Regions from separate parts of the Homo sapiens genome. Here all the other regions are linked to region 1. A link is a contact called in ENCODE Hi-C or POLR2A ChIA-PET data. All regions are on one chromosome and are shown on one strand. The core of a region is the stretch at or near the end of the contact, and the rest is flanking DNA. Distances in the headings are between cores, read along the strand shown. Region 1 holds the start of EEF2KMT (eukaryotic elongation factor 2 lysine methyltransferase). Region 2 holds the start of METTL22 (methyltransferase 22, Kin17 lysine). Region 3 holds the start of TMEM186 (transmembrane protein 186).

The links. Hi-C counts contacts between places; a loop is a spot of excess contacts on that map. ChIA-PET counts read pairs that join two places held with the same protein, here RNA polymerase II (POLR2A). Pooled maps may share reads with other maps.
Region 2: a loop to region 1 is called in a pooled map, with 23 times the contacts of the local background. The contact joins the promoter of METTL22 here to the promoter of EEF2KMT in region 1. A Hi-C loop is called at or near these places in 1 of 37 single-sample maps with no recorded cell type and 6 of 50 pooled maps. POLR2A ChIA-PET finds 5 or more read pairs at or near these places in 1 of 52 experiments (activated T-cell).
Region 3: a loop to region 1 is called in a pooled map, with 14 times the contacts of the local background. The contact joins the promoter of TMEM186 here to the promoter of EEF2KMT in region 1. A Hi-C loop is called at or near these places in 3 of 37 single-sample maps with no recorded cell type and 9 of 50 pooled maps.

Annotation. Positions count from the first base shown.
Region 1 is chr16:5,096,406-5,099,924 of GRCh38, forward strand. It overlaps EEF2KMT (eukaryotic elongation factor 2 lysine methyltransferase), which reads right to left and starts at 1,390. Exons shown (of 8, transcript NM_201400.4): 1 at 1,239-1,390. The coding sequence starts at 1,334. RefSeq lists an enhancer at 1,009-1,634 and silencers at 1,071-1,230, 1,401-1,530, 1,841-2,380.
Region 2 is chr16:8,620,068-8,623,380 of GRCh38, forward strand. It overlaps METTL22 (methyltransferase 22, Kin17 lysine), which reads left to right and starts at 1,631. Exons shown (of 11, transcript NM_024109.4): 1 at 1,631-1,708.
Region 3 is chr16:8,796,037-8,799,355 of GRCh38, forward strand. TMEM186 (transmembrane protein 186) reads right to left here and starts at 1,603. Exons shown (of 2, transcript NM_015421.4): 1 at 1,576-1,603; 2 at 1-554. The coding sequence starts at 1,578. PMM2 (phosphomannomutase 2) reads left to right here and starts at 1,803. Exons shown (of 8, transcript NM_000303.3): 1 at 1,803-1,912. The coding sequence starts at 1,847. RefSeq lists enhancers at 1,197-1,891, 1,530-1,579, 1,892-2,586.

The DNA of each region.
Region 1 (3,519 bases), core at 140-2,639:
GATCCATGGTGCCTGGCTCACAGAAGGCATTTATTAAACATTTTGAGACTGAATAAAAACACTAGCTAACACCAACATGTATTTACCATGAGCCAGGCACTGATCCACAGGCTTTTGTACTCAACCCTGACAACAACCCTAAGAGGTAGGTATCATTATATCCCCCATTTTATTAATAAGAAAACAGCACAGAGAGATGCAGTCACTTGCCCAAGGTCACACAGGGCCAGGGGCTGGGCCAGGATTCGAAGCAGACAGGCTGTCTCCTGGGTCTGAACTCTCAACTACTGCACCCTAATCAAACAATCCCTCTGGTCAAATGTGAGTGGTAATAATAGTACCCACCTCGTGGGTGTTGAGGGTGAGCCCAAGTTAGCATTCAGCGTGGGCATGTGAACAATTACAGTCAATACTGAATGGAGACCTATGATGCTTTTATGAAGGTTTCTATTTTGGGTTAAAAATGCACGAATTTCTCTTGACCAGAAATGATCTCTGAGTGCAAATATTTTATGTCAATGGAATAACGCAAATGATTAAGCAACACCCCATAAAATGGGGCAGACCCAGGGAGGAATATATATCCAAACTCACTCATCCCAGTGAGCTCACCGCACATGAATTACAAATGAGGCCGGGTGCATTAAGCCCCTCTGCTGGCAGAAGGGAGGCTGCTGCCTGCCATGGGCCTGTGCTGAGAATGGCAGGTCCCCAGGGCGAGGAGAGGCCACCCCCTTCTCTGTCTCTTCCATCACAGGCGTGACAGCCTCAGAGCATGAGCCGATTCTGTGCAGTGCTCAACATACAGATGAGAATACTGAGGCACGAGGGACAGCCTGTGACCCGGTCACCGCGCTCAGGAGGACGTGGTTACCTGCGGTCCTGACGGCGCTGACTTTTTAGAATGGGCGAGGGCAGCTGTGTCCCAGTGACCAGAACGATTACTGCCTTTAAAAAGTCGTGAAAATGATCGTGAACTGTACCCCACACCGAGCGCGCGTCTGCCCCCCAAGGCTGTGGAGACGCCCCCAGCTTCCCCCGCCAGCTCGCGGGGCAGGAGGGGTGCGAGCGACTCTGGCCAGGCCCCAGGGACGGGGACCGGGTCGCGCGGCCCTGACCGGCGGGAGCCCAGGAACTCACGTGGCGGGAGCGCCAGGGGCTTCAGCACGGAGACCCGTCCCGTCTGCCCCTGGACTCCCGCGAGCCCCGCGGGCCTCTCCGCTCGCCCCGCCGCCCACCTGCCAGGGGAAGGAGCGCAGTGTGCGTGCCGCCAGGAAGCGGCGCTCGAAACTCTGCAGCAAGAGTTCGGTCCCCGCGTTCTCCTCGGGCGCCATGACGTGGGCGGGGCCGCAGCGTTGCCGGCAGACCGGGCGGAAGCCCGGCCTGGACTGAAGAGGGGGCGGGCCCAGGGCAGTGAGCGGGGGCAGAGAGGGGGCGGGGCCCGGGGGTCCCCCGGGGGTCAGGAGGAACGTCGTGGGGGCGGACTCTAGGGCGGGGCCAGGATGATTGTTATGAGGGCGGGGCCTGGGGTGGGGCCAGGATAAGCGTCGTTGGGGCAGGTCCTGGGTAGGGGGCAGGTCCTGGGTAGAGTCCAGGTTGGCGGGTCCTGGGGCGGGGCCAGGATAGGGCGATCCTGGAAGCTGGGCTTCAGAAGCGTCCAGGTTGGTGGCGTCCTGGAGGCGGGGCCTTGCGTGGGGGCAGGATAAGAGTCCTGGAGGCGGGCATTAGGGCAGGGATAAACGCCATTGGGTTCAGGAGGCGAGACTCGGAGCAGAGCCCAGGAGACAGGTCTTAGGGCGGCGCTAAGGCCAGACCCAGAGAAGAGCTCAGGAGGCGGGGCCGGGGCGGGGCGTTGACTATGTCGTAGCACATGGCCAGGCGGTGCTCGGACTCTGGGAGGCGGAGCTTAGGACGGGCCGACGTGGGGAGGGGCCCAGGGTCCGGGAGGCGGGGCCGAGTCCGGGCTGCGGGCTGCGCTCAGGAGGCGGGCCCTGGGAGGCGGAGCTTAGGGAGGGGCCGGTGTCGGGAGGGACCCAGGGACTGGGAGGCCGGTCGGGGCTGGGCTCAGGGGCCGAGACCTAGCTGGGCTTGGGGCGGGGCCGAGACGGAGCGAGGGGTCCAGGGCGTGGGAAACGGGGAGGGGTTTGAGGAGGGGATCGGAATGTGGCTCAAGTTCGGGAGGCGTTACCTGTGGAGGGTTTGAGGCAGGCCCAGCAGCGAGGCCACGGTCTGCCGACGCGGGGCCAGGGGCGGGCCCCAGGATCCGGAGCTTAGGGCGGGGCCGAGTCCGGGTTTGGGGACCGGGAGGCGGGGCCGGTTAGGGCGAGGGTCCCTGGGATCGTCGGGTCAGGCCTTGGGCCAACGTAGGCACTCTCGCAGTTCCTCCGCCTTCAGGAAGGTCTTTTTGGCAGGGGCCCTACGGGTGCGCGCTTCGGTCCTGGAGGCCTTATCCAAGCCTCCTCTCCATCAGCGCCACCCGTCTGGGGTCCGAAAGGAGGGAGCTTTCCCTCTGTCCCCCAGCCTTTGGACTGTCACCAAACAAGCCATTCGTTCACCAAATACTTATTAAGCGCCTACCAGGTACCTGACAAGGGAGATGTAACGGTGAGAAAAACTAGGTGTGGTCCAGGCCCTCCAGGGGCTCAGGGGCTCGTGGAAGAAGTGGACATTGAAGTATTTATCACACAAATGAGTATAAAAGTACAATAGCGATATCTGCCACGAAGGCGAGCAGACAGAGCTAGCGGGGCTTGCAGGAGGAGTTTTGATCTTGCAGGGACAGGAAGGAGGAGTTAGCTCCTGCGGGGTGGGATTGGGGGTGGTGGTGATATAGACGTGGGGACAGAGTGGAAAACAACAAAAATATAATTAATTTAGTTCAAAGTTATTGTGTCTTGAGTTGAAAGGCAGGGCAGTTAGCAACACAGTTCAGATTTCAGTACTGCCCCTGAAATCTGAACTGTGTTCAAAGTCTAAAACGTTTACCTTAGCAAATCCCTCATAAAACTCCATTTGGAAGAGTCCCGAGAGCTAATTTGTAAAGTATACTTGCAGAAGGTAGATGAGGAGACAGATTAAATCTTATTACCTCTTTCAGATGAGAGGCTCTTGAGCCCTGCTCAGCTATGAGAATAAGAGGGGAATTAATTCTAATAGAATACACTTGTTCTCGCATAGCTGTTGTTCCCCACCAGAACCAAATGAGCTCAAGATCTGACAAAGAAAAAAAAAAAGGTTCATCTTTTATTCCCCCAAACACTTTCATTTAAATCAAGAGGGTGGGATGTGGTTATTGCTGTGTTTTTAGACAGAATCAACAGTTTCTGGGTCTGAGATATTGCATACACCCTCTCAGTCCCTGTATCCTGAGATAGAGTCACCTGATAATCCACAGCAAGTCCTAACCAGGGATGGGTCTGGGTGCTTAAGGAAGGTTGGCTTCAGAACTGGGCCAGGGGCACTGCTTTGCTTTTGCTGTTTTGATCAGCTCTCTGCCTGCAGGAGACAAGGAAAACCAAT
Region 2 (3,313 bases), core at 381-2,880, 3.5 Mb after region 1:
CATTCCCCCGGTTTAAATTTGAAGACAAAACTCCCAAGGGTGTGAACAATGCCTTCCTAGTGCCCTCCCCACCACTCAACATCCTCTGGGGATAACTAAGAGAACCCTCAGCGAACTAGAGAGAAAACTATGAATAGAATCTGGTCCCAAGACACCCAACTGGCTCTCTGTGTACTGTCCTGGGGGATTTCAGGAAACATAATCTGTTTCTTAAAAAAAAAAAAAAAAAAAATTCTTATTTGTGTCGCTTAGTCACCCTATCAACTCTCCACGTTTTATCATCAGTAACCATGAAATTGATGTTGATTTAATTCTATTTTGAAAAGAGAAAAAAAAGTAATTTAGACAAAGGTTGCCAGCTGAGGCCATGTGTGTGCGTGTGTGTATATGTGAACACACAGGGATATAGATTTTACATATGTGGACTTTACATATGTTCCTGTGTGTATATTTGTATGTTCACTGACATGTCTGAGAGTGAGCACCACTGTGTGTGTCTGGGCATGTCTGTGAACACGTCAGTGTGGTGTATATCCCTGGCAGCTCCCCATCTCACGCACAGTAAAATCCAAAGTTCTTAGAATGTCACAAAAGTTCTAACCCTGGCTACCTATGTATCCTCGTTTCCTGCGGCCCATCCCCTGGCTTACTCCATTGTGGCCAGGCTGACTTCCATGATGTCACTGAATATATAGATTGAGAAAAGGGCCAATATTATTGACTGTACTTTTTCTAAAAATGCAGTGACTCAGGCAAGAGACGTGAGAATCTGTGGTCTATCCTGCTCATCCTCTTCAGGGGATTCTTCTGAGGGCTGTGCTCAGTCACGGACTCAGAGGCTTTCTGAAATTCTGCAGGCAAGAAAAAACGAGCAAACATGGAGTCTTATGTTTGCCACTCTGTCTCACCCCCTTGGTGTTGGAAACTTGATGAGCATACGAATTAACGAAATCACTACCACCTAATGAAATCACTACCACCTATTAATAATAACAAGTACTGGCTGGGCGTGGTGGCTCATGCCTGTAATTTATGAGCTTTAGGAGGCCGAAGCAGGAGGACTGCTTGAAGCCAGGAGTTTGAGACCAGCCTGGGCAACACAACAAGATACAGTCTGTACAAAAAAAAAAAAAAATGGTGCCACGCAACTGTAGTCCCAGCTACTAGAGAGGCTGAAACAGGATTCCTTAAGCCCAGGAGTTCAAGGCTGCAGTGAGCTAAAATTGCGCCGCTGCACTCCAGCCTGGGTGACAGAGCAAGACCATCTCAAATAAACAAACAAACAAACAAACGAGTACTAAGAGCATGGATGACGGTAACACCCGTGATAATAAATACAGTAGCATGCTGGTTAAATAGCACCGGCTCTGATCCCACACCCCGGGTTCGAATCCAGGCTTTACCACTTAGTAGCTGGGAGAGTTATTTAACTCCTATTTAAGTCTTTTAGAGGAATGAGTTTAGCCACCTAGGCGGGTCCCCCCAGCAAACACGCCTCGCCCGCGACCAGAGCGAAGGCTACAGGTGCCCGCCGGCAACCCTCGGACGCATGCGCGGCCCGGGCAGGTAGGTGGAGCCACGGTGCGGGGCAGTCGGATGGTCGCACGCGGGGGCGGGGCCGCGCCTGCGCAGACCGCCTGTTATGGCGGCCGCCTAAGTCCCACAGAGACGGGAGTCGGGTGGGATCCCAGGCTGGGCCCCGCGGCGGGTAAGTGCCTGGGAGAGGCGGCGGGATAGGGTAGGGTGCAGGGAACCTCCTGGCGCCGAGCCTGACTTTGAAATCCGAGCTCCCACAGATCGGAGGCCCAGATCCCTAAGGCCCGACCCCACTCTTAGCGTCAGTTTCCCCTTCTCAACACGGGTGTTGGGGAAAGAAGTCCACGTCCTCACCTGGGTTTCCATCCTGGGTCCAGGCACCTCTCCTTCGGTTCTAGATTAGGAAGGGAGGGCAGTGCCCGACCTGTGACTGTTTTTTGAGAGGGCAATAGTTAACCCACAAGGGTGGCGTCAGGAAGGCGACAAGACAAAGAGAACGAGTAGCCCCACGGGGGACGTCCCCGGAGCCCCTCACTACCACTCTACGCACCGTGGCCAGGCCACGTCTTTCCTGCCCCCAGCCTGGGCCTTCACACCCTGCCCTCCCCAGCTCCTGGCCTAAATCGTCATGGGATCGCGCCAAATTATTGATTGTTGAGTGAGTTGCAGTTATCAGAAAGAAAGATGAGGAGGGAAGTTATTTCAACACCGTGATCCCAGCACACTGCTTATTTGGGACAACTGACTGGGGACCTATAGGAGAAGAAAGCTGGTAGCGTCTCAGTCTAGCCCCCACAGCCTTAGAAGAGCCAAGAACACGTTAGCTCCTGCTGCAGGGATGAGCCTGCAGCCCTATGGAGAGGTGGTGGGGCAGGTCCCCATCTGCAACCTGGGTCTCCTTTCTCAGCTCTGCCCAGTAAAGAGAGGAGCCCGAAGCCCATACAGACCCTGCATTTCCGGAAAGAGACTTTTCCTGACTAGAGAAACTGTTACCTTTTTTCTTTCTTCCCAGCATTCACTTTAATCATTATTATATTACTATAATGATAGTATTTACTATTGTTGCTTATTGAACGTTTACTATATGTCGTAAGCCCGAAAAGTGGTAATTGTCTCATATACTCCTCTGAGTATATGAGGGCCTGAGATAGGTTCAAGAGGGCCTCCTTATTCCCAGATAGCTGATTCTAGGGAAAGCCACTTAAAGGGAATCTCCTTCATCTGGAACTTACATTGCAGCGTACATTTCTTGGGAAGCCTGGTTGGGTTGAATTTAAAAATGGAAAATTCAACTAGAGATTAAGAATTTGAGTTTTTTTGTGTGTGTCTATACTTAAAATTTGGTGTGTAATATTATGCTCACTTTTGGAAAAAGCAAAGAACATTGATTTTTCTGGGATGTAAGTTTTCCAACAAAATTGCGCTATAGGCCATGCCTGGTGGCTCACACCTATAATCCCAGCACTTTGGGAGGCCAAGGTAGATGGATCTACCTTGGTCAGGAGTTCAAGACTAGCCTGGCCAACATGGCAAAACCCCATCTTTACTAAAAATACAAAAATTAGGTGGACATTGTGGTGCATGCCTGTAGTCCCAGTTACTCGGGACTCTGAGGTAGGATCACTTGAGCCCAGGAGGCGGAGGTTGTAGTGAGCCGAGATGGCACCACTGCACTCTAGCCTGGGCAACAGAGTGAGACTCTGTCTCAGAAAAAAAAAAAAAAATGCGCTATGGCAAAAAAAGAAATGGCATCCTTTGGTTCACTTTTGATTTTTAC
Region 3 (3,319 bases), core at 353-2,852, 3.7 Mb after region 1:
GTCTGTTTCCCACTGTACCGCTGGATACGCACAAACATCTCCTGAGGCCGGTCCTTGGTTTCTGTCAGGGGAATCACATCTGCCATGGGACAGTATGTGTCCTGCCGCCAGCCCCAGAAGTTCAGATGGGCCACCCGCAGCATGGTGCCAGACTCATTCAGATACAGGATACCAACCAGTCTCCGTAAGAAATAGCTCATCCAGCACAGCATGGTCAGGGCAAAGCCCGATATCCCACTCATGAGGCACACGGTGTTGAGAGTGAGGAGGCCCTGGGAGTACAAGTAATAGCCTGGTGGCAAAGCTACCACTGTCAGGGCAGTCTGTGCCAACTTCAGTCGTGACAGGAACCCGAAGGTTCTGATGGCATCAAAACGGTAAAACATCCAGAATTTCTCAGTCTCTGCGTTTGGTAGTTTCTCCTTCGAGATGGGTGAACTGCTGCCCACCCACCTCTTAGGATCCTCCTGCCCACTGCAGCACCACAGCCCATGGAGAGGCCTTTCCCACACAGCTTTTCCCCGAAACCTACGCACAGCTCGGAGAAGGGCAGCCTGAAAGGGAGACAGTAGACCATTTCTCTCATGGAACTCAACCACATTAATCACACGGTGAACATCTGCAAAGCACCATACTCTAAGGCTTCTGCCAATCCTGCAAGGTAACCGTTATTGCCAGACGAGGGAAGGGTAAAGCCAGATGCTATCTCATGTGGGCATCACAACAGCTATCTAAGATAGTTATCACTATTTCCACTTTACCACTAGGGAAACTAAGCCCAGAGAGGGTAAGATATTTACCAAAGATCACACAGTCAGTGAGTGCAGCAGAGTCCTCCTTCCACCAGGCAATTCCAAATAAATACAGGAAAGGAGGTGCGGCCGTCATTAATTCAAAACATATCCAGGGAGGACAAACTCTGGGCTGGACAATGTATCCACAAGGGGGTGTGAACATTTCCCCAAGCAGGAAACTAAATAATCAGTGTCTTAGTGGGGAACTCGAGCAACAAATCTGTGAGATATTTATTCCAATAAACTTTCTAATTCTCTGTTTGATTCATATGCTATCTTGGGTGCTGGAGGGAACTGCTGCTTTCTCTTAGCCTAGTCTGGGGAAGGGGAAACAGCGGAGAAGGAGAAGGAGCGAGGCAGGGAGGCCCCAACACGTAGCACAAGGGTATTACTAGGTGGGTAGTGAAGCAGTAAAAGCTCTTATTCCAATTCTGGCTCCAACAGTAATTTGTGAGCAAATTACTCCACACCCCTGAGATTCGGTTTCTTCGCCTTTCAAAATGGGGACTCAGAACACAGTGAACCAGAGGATGGTTTCAGAGTCCTCAACTTAGTACCTAATGCACTGTGAGAGCTCGGCGAGTTTTAGCTACTACTACTGTGCGCATGTGACCCAAGGAGGGCAAGAGAAAGCCCGGGAAAAGCGAACTGTAACACACGCCAGAGCTTCCTCCCACGGATCCTCGGAGTCCGAAACCCGAGCGTCGGGCCTGCCCGCCCCAGCCCTGACCCCGACCCCAAAGAGCATCACCCCCTCAAGGCTCGCCACCCGCCTCCTTACCATGGCCCCACCACCTGCTGCCGGAAGTAAATCCCACCGGCCCCCGGAACCCCTAAGAGCGCATGCTCGAATGTACAAGGCGGGCGTGATCTGCGTTGCACCCTGGGAGTTGCGGTCCAGGAATCGTGGCTGCCGCTACTCCCAGGCGTTATGGGAACGGAGTCCCCTCCTCTTCCCGACGTGCCCTGCGACTCAGCGGCCGAACCCGGAAGTTCCGGGCCGAGTTCCTCGTGCCAACGTGTCTTGTAAGGTGCGGCTAGAAACTGGGGACATGGCAGCGCCTGGCCCAGCGCTCTGCCTCTTCGACGTGGATGGGACCCTCACCGCCCCGCGGCAGGTAAGTGGCGGCCGGCGGGCTGCTGGCAGCCGACGCGGAGCCCGTGCTGTTCCCAGTTGGGGCTATCGACCACCCAGGGTAGGCGCCAAGGGGTGGCTAAGGACCGCCTACGTCCTCACGGCGCTGAACCCTATTCTGGGTGCACTGGAGGAATGAGAGGGAGGCCCTAACCAGCTCTTGAAGAGCTCTGGTGCTTGGAAAGATGAGACGGGGCTGAAGAACTCTTAAGAGCAGGAAACTTGTGCTAGGTTGGAAAATGTAATCTGGACTCACCGCTAGTGCTCGGGACTGATAGACCAGGATTTCAACCCAAGATCAGGCCCCCTTATCAGCTATGTGTCGGCCCCAATCCTGTAACCAATGGGCTGTGCCGTGAGTCATGATATTAAAAACAGGTTTCCAGGTCAAACCGACCTAGTGGAGTCTCATCTTCACCTCTTGACATCTGTGTGACCTTCAGCGAGTCATTAACCTCTCTGAGCCTCAACATCTACAGCTTTAAATGGGGATGTTACCTGTTCCATATGGTGTCTGTGAGGATCAAATGAGATTGTGTAAGTTCTTGAAAGTATGTTGGACACAACACACTAGGCCTCAGTAAATAGTAGCCACCTCCACCACACCCATCTCCAGCCCCTGCAATGGACTAGGGAGATGGAGGAGCCCTAGGTTATTACAGGCTGCCCGCTGAGAGCCTCTTTGGGCCCTTGGAAACTTGCTTTCCACTTTCAGATTTTGCTGCTACAGGCACAGATAAGTTTCAGTTACGATCAGCCTTGAGGTGAGGCTCTCCTGGCCCCTTTTCAGAAATTGGCCACTGAACACTGGCCATTTCAACTTGAGACTGGACCCCAATGGTCTCACTATCCTCAGCTTCTACCCTCACCCCTCATAGTTTTCGCTTGGTGGTAACAATGGTGTGCTCCAGAAGTCCAGGTCAAATGCGTGTGACCTTAGACGTATCATTTTGCCCTTCTCAGCCACAGGTTTGATTTACCTAGTGATGACGCTCAACTCCCAAGTTCTTCAAAGGCTTTTTCTGATTCTGAAATTCAGTGATCACACACTTGGGTTTGTTAAAAGCCCATAGTGGTCTAAAACTCCGGTCCCCAATTCATTTTTTGTAAAGGGCCATATAGCAAATACTTCTCTGTCTTTGCTGACTATGTGGTCTATAGTAACCACTCAACTTTAGTGCAAAACCAGCCATAAACCCTATATAAATAAGAGTGGCTGTGTACCAATAAAATTTTATTTATTTATTACAAAAACAAACAGCTGCCCAATGTGGTCTGTGGGCCATAGTGGTCTAGGGTTTACATTGCCACCCTTTTTCATATCACTGAACCCTCTCAACCTTCCTCCATCTTTCTTCCCAGGTAGGATAGTTGTTATTACCGTTTTAAA